2 separate regions of the Homo sapiens genome follow, and region 1 is linked to region 2. The links are chromatin contacts, found by Hi-C or POLR2A ChIA-PET in ENCODE. All regions are on one chromosome and are shown on one strand. Each heading gives the region's core, a stretch centred on a gene start or an enhancer-like site at or near the end of the contact. The rest is flanking DNA. Distances are from core to core; before and after follow the strand shown. Region 1 has its middle 63 kb from the start of SMOX. Region 2 holds the start of AP5S1 (adaptor related protein complex 5 subunit sigma 1).

Region 1 (2,700 bases), core at 88-2,587, 270 kb before region 2:
TCCCAGGAGTGGTTTCCTGATAAAAGGATGAGTTTGGCCAGTTTTCTTTCTGTCTCACACATGTGCTTCCTCACCATGTGATATCTTCCACCATGGGATAAAGCAGCATGAAGTCTTCATCAGTCAGACACCAGCGTCATGCTCTTGGCCTTGCCAGCTTCCAGAACCGTGAGCCAAATACATTATTTTCTTTATAACTTACCCAGTCTGTGGTATTCAGTTATAGCAGCAGAAATGGACTAAGATGGAACACAAGAGAGGGAAGGAAGTGCAGAGAGAGGGGGAGAAGAGGGAATAAAACTTCCCCAGAGCTGCGGAGAGCCTACCCCATCTCTTCATCCCTGGGAATCAGGGAGGGGCTGCAGACACAGCCCCTAAGCCTGCTCTGCATGATGAGAAGCATAAAGACCTGACCCTACAGCGTAGTACCCTAAGCATGTTCCTCCTGCCTGCGATGAAAGGGGCTATCTCCCCACCCACATACAACCCATCTGCCTCAGGTGTCCACACCATGGAGGCAGAATGTCATGGGCTTGCTGTCAGACCATGTCAGATCATGCTGGGAGATAAATTCCCACCATTAACTCAGAACATGGTGGTGCTGGTTGTGGGGTCCTATGGCCAGAGCCTATGCCCTCGCTGTCCATGATAGCTGCATGGGGGGTGTAGGCTGGCACCAGCTACAGATGCCCTGAGAGCTGCTGTCCAAAGAGCTGTTCTGAAGAAGCTTTGCTGAGGGGCACAGGGCCGTGGGGGGAGAGAGAGGCAGCCGTGGGGGCGCCCCAGATGTTGCCCCATGCCCTTCCAGGGCCTGCCTGGAACTGAAGACACGAGCCCTTGTGAGAGTCAGAGGCACTCGGTCGGGCGCGGTGGCTCACGCCTGTAATCCCAGCACTTTGGGAGGCCGAGGCGGGCGGATCACGAGGTCAGGAGATCAAAACCATCCTGGTTAACACGGTGAAACCCTGTATCTACTAAAAATACAAAAAAATTAGCCGGGCGTGGTGGCGGGCGCCTGTAGTCCCAGCTACTCGGGAGACTGAGGCAGGAGAATGGCGTGAACCCAGGAGGCGGAGCTTGCAGTGAGCCGAGATCGCGCCACTGCACTCCAGCCTGGGCGACAGAGCGAGACTCCGTCTCAAAAAAAAAAAAAAAAAAAGTCAGAGGCACTCATCTGAGTTCCCACTTCAAATTGGCAGAGGTCAGGGAGGAGTCCCCACGATAGGACCTACAGGCTGGCAAAGAACGTGCAGGTGGAGGAGGCAAGACAGTGAGGTCACACCAAGGGGCCGGAGAGAGGTCATTCCATGACTGATGTTCTTGGAATCCGGAATCTGCCCTGCGTGCACAAAAATGCCCTCGGAGAGCACGGGGCTGGGGAGCTGGCAGAATCTTCACAGATGCTGAAGAGAGGCACAGCGCAGGCCCTCCCCTGAGTCTTCCCTGATGAAAAAAGGAGGCCAAGGGCAAAGCGGAGAGTGCCGGAGAGCCCTCATTCCTGTTCCCTCGCCACCTGGGGCCCGGGAACCAGACGGACCCTGCGTTAGGATGTGCCGTTGCTGCCTGACTTAAGGCTGGAAAAATACCACGCCCAAGGGTTGGCAGGGGGCTGTGGCTGACCACCAGGGGGCAGCTGTGAGCCCCATGGCCAGGCACGCGCATAGCTCTCTTCAGGGAAAGCAAGCCAGGCTTTCACTGACTGAGACCCTGCTTTAAAAATCTCAGCCAGTAGCTGCTCCCCTGAGCCCATAAGGAGTCCTCAGGTTGAGAGGTGTGCGATGTCCTCCAAGAAACCTTTGTCCCAATAGGCAGACCCCTAAATACCCCAACCACGTTTCAGTACCAAAAATGGGATCCTATACTTTAAAAACCTGACCTTGGTGTGACCCCTAACCCTGGCCTCAGACTTCCCCCAAACCCATTGCAATCCTTCATTTATTTAACCAGTATTTATTTAGCATCTACTATATACCAGCAGCCTATTAGACACCTGGGATTCTTCAGTGAACAAATCAGACAAAGACCCCTGCCCTCCTGGGACTTCTATTCTCTGAAAGGAAGGTGCCATTGAACCATCCACAGTTGCCCGTGATTGGCCAGAATGATTTGGGTGGCTCTGAATGAAGCCATCATGCAATTCAGCTTCGGACAGGTGACTCAAGTGGTTCTAAGGAGCCTCGCCTTACAGCTTGAGCATTAGGCCTCCTGACCATCAGACCCAGAGAGAGTGATGAAGACTGAGGACATCTGAGTCTAGGAGAGACTTCAACTTTTTGGCGTGTGACTTCCATTTCTTTCTCTCAAAAGTAGAGGATAGTGCCTTATTCTTTGAAATTTGCAATGTACTGCCTTTCGACTACAGGGCTTTCACAGAGCAGAAATCTGTTGCTTATTTGATCTGAAACTTCAGTGCTCAGAGAAAATATTCACCTCGGTCTCATTGCATCATTCTCTGAAGAAGGGCCTCTGGGTACCAGTGGCCAAAATCTCATCCTCTTATTCCAAAGATTGGTTCCCCTCTCTGTCTTCTCTCTCTGCGTGTTTATGGCACCATTCTTCCCCAGAGACCTCAGCTGGAAATCTCAGCCTCATATCTAATTCCTCTCTCTTTCTTCCCCAGATCAATCCAGACACCCATCAGTTCTACCTTCTAAATGCCTCTTGATCCTGTTCTCTCCTCTCCACCCCATAGCCACTGCA
Region 2 (2,700 bases), core at 121-2,620:
CATAAGCAGAATAGGCATAAACTAAAAAAAAAAAAAAAGAAAAAAGAAAAACAAACAAACAAACAAAAAAAATCTCAGACCACCCTAAACCTAGTTCTACAAAACAACAGGTATCTTCAAAAGCGTCAAGGTCATGCGGTCATGGAAAACCTGAGGAGCTGCTCCAGACCGAAGGAGACTGAAGAGACCAGATAGCTGAATGCGACGTGTACTCCTGGATCGGGTCCTGGACCAAGAAAAGGGTAATTTGGGCCAGGTGTGGTGACTCACGCCTGTAATCCCAGCACCTTGGGAGGTCTAGGTGGGCGGATCACTTGAGGTCAGGAGTTCCAGACCAGCCTGCCAACATGGTGAAACCTCATCTCTACTAAAAATAAATTAGCCGGGCATGGTGGCGCATGGTTGTAACCCCAGCTACTTGAGAGGCTGAAGCCACAGAATCGCTTGAACCCGGGAGGGGAGGCTGCAGTGAGCCGAGATCGCACCACTGCACTTCAGCCTGGGCGACAGAGGGAAACTCTTGTCTCAAAAAAAAAGAAAGAAAAACAAAAGGATAATTTCCATAAAGGGCATTATTAGGACACTAATAAAAACTTTAAAAACATTTCAATATGGACTATGGGTCAGAAAAAGTCTTGACCAATGTTACCCGATTTTGAATGCAGGAGCTCGTCCTTGTTTTTAGAAAATAAACACGGATGGGCCTCTAAATATAGAGGAAACAGGATTTCATATCTGCAACTAACTCACTTGGTCCAGGGAAGAAAAAAGGCAGAGAGAAAAACAGAGGAAATAATAAGGTAAATGGGGCAAATGAGGTTACAACTTGTGAATCTCATCCAAGTGCATACAGGAGTTACCTGAAACTGTTTCAAAATAGAAACTAAATAATAGTAATGGTTATCTGGCTGGCTCAGTGGCCGGCCCGGGGGTTGAAAGGCGGCGGGTACACAGTCAGTGGGTATCTGTAGCTAAGGCTAAACAGACCGTCAGTTTAAACTGGTAAAATAGCAGGTTCGCAAAGGCACTTCGAGAACCGGAGCCCAGCACCCAATTGCTGACCTCCGCAACCCTCCAGCCGCCAGCAGAGCGCGTCATCACTCCGCGCCGCCGCGTCCCGCCTCTACTAGAGAAATGGTAGCGGTCAAGACAGCTTACGTCACTGCCTCCGTAACCTTGAGGCGCAAGGCACTTCGGGGGTTGTAGTTTCTTACTCCGGTCAGCCAGGCCTAAATGGGGCACCCCGCCCTGAATGTGTTGCCCCTGCAGCTCCGGTCCGCTGTCGTCGAGGCGTCGCCTCAGCCTTCCGTCCGGGCCCGCGGACTGCCACCAAGCGCTCCCCTCCGTGGCAGGAGAGCAATGGCGGCTGCGCGGCCCGTGGGCGCCTGCGCACGTCGGTCGCGGGCGCGCGCGCCAGCTGACGCCGTCGGGTTGGGCGGAGCGCTCATGTCCAGCGCGGTGCTGCAGCAGCCAGGTGCTGGCGGCATATCCCGATGCTTGGACCCTCGGCGTGGGCTGGCCTTGCAGTCAAAACCCTCCGGCCCCGAGCTGCCGGCAGGGACCATGCTGGTCACTCTCGCTGCGGGCTCGAAGCGTCCCCCGCTCGTTGCCCTAGATCAGCGGAGCCCCAGGCTGCCGACCCCGGCGGCCGCGAGGGGGCGCCGCGGCTCGGAGCGCGGAGTCTGCGGAAAAGGCCGGGGCCTAGTTGTCCCCGGAGGGCGGGGCGCGTCGCCTGCGGCCTTAGGAGGCTCCGGGACGGGCGGCGGGTGGACCTAGGCCGGGCCGCGCAGCTACGGGCTGCGGCTGAGTTCTTATCTAGCCAACATGCGTGAGAATCACTGGGGCACCAGTTCAAATGTACATTCCTGGGCTGTACCCCCGGAAATTATGACTTTGGAGGGAAATATGTGTATTTAGGCACATGGGTATTTTGCGCGGATTTTAAATACAAATATGTGTATTTTGCGCAGATTCTGAATTTGTGGGTTCCTGCAGCGGTTTAATGCTGTCACTCGGTTCGGCGCAGAACGATTCGAACGCTGCTTCTGGACTCTCAGTGTGTGTCCCTGGCAGATCTGTCAATTTCATTGGGCCCCAGTAAAACCTTGTAGAGTGTCGCCCAGGGCGAACGCTTAGTAGGGCTGACCAGCAAGCCCCCTTCTTGACTGGAGGCCATCAAAACAACAGGGAAGAGGTTTATACCTTAAACCTGAAAGGGGCACTCTGGCGCTAACCCCTATAGAGCCTTACGTAAAAGCCCCAACTTGGAGGCTTGGCCCATTGGTGTTTGGGGGCCCCACAAGGCCTGCCTGGGCCTCACTGCCTGACTTGCATGTGTTCCTCCAGCCACCACCACCACTACCACCCCCACCGCGACCATGAAGCTGCACCTCCTTTACCTCTTGGCATGTGAATGGCTTCAGCCTTGTCCCCCAAATGTGCCTCGGAGCCTCCCCCACTGACTGTTCCCCCAGCCTAGAATTCCCTTTCCCGGCTTTTTTTTTTTTTTTTTTTTTTTTTGCAGCCTCGCTGCCCGCTCCCATCAGCAATGCTCCTACCTCAGCCCCCCAAGTAGCTGGGACTATAGGCAGGCAACACATCCAGCTACTTTAAATTTTTTTGTAGAGTTAGCGTCTCACTGTATTGCCCAGGCTGGTCTTGAACTCTGGGCTCAAGTGATCCTCCCGCTTCTCCCCCACA

The links. Hi-C counts contacts between places; a loop is a spot of excess contacts on that map. ChIA-PET counts read pairs that join two places held with the same protein, here RNA polymerase II (POLR2A). Pooled maps may share reads with other maps.
Region 1: a loop to region 2 is called in a map of naive thymus-derived CD4-positive, alpha-beta T cell, with 7 times the contacts of the local background. The contact joins the enhancer-like site here to the promoter of AP5S1 in region 2. A Hi-C loop is called at or near these places in 3 of 168 maps with a recorded cell type or tissue (CD4-positive, alpha-beta memory T cell, ascending aorta and naive thymus-derived CD4-positive, alpha-beta T cell), 6 of 37 single-sample maps with no recorded cell type and 15 of 50 pooled maps. POLR2A ChIA-PET finds 5 or more read pairs at or near these places in 16 of 52 experiments (A549, CD4-positive, alpha-beta T cell, CD4-positive, alpha-beta memory T cell and 11 more).

The regions. Positions count from the first base shown.
Region 1 is chr20:4,084,353-4,087,052 of GRCh38, reverse strand. No RefSeq gene overlaps it. Among named protein-coding and RNA genes, the nearest start is that of SMOX, 63 kb to the left of the region's middle. Within about 2 kb of position 1,337, at least 12 of the 41 ENCODE cell types and tissues checked have a DNase peak (open chromatin) inside an H3K27ac peak, as active enhancers do; they include ascending aorta, where a contact is called at or near this core.
Region 2 is chr20:3,819,217-3,821,916 of GRCh38, reverse strand. AP5S1 (adaptor related protein complex 5 subunit sigma 1) reads right to left here and starts at 1,370. Exons shown (of 3, transcript NM_018347.3): 1 at 1,159-1,370. RefSeq lists enhancers at 987-1,326, 867-1,570 and a silencer at 1,567-1,846.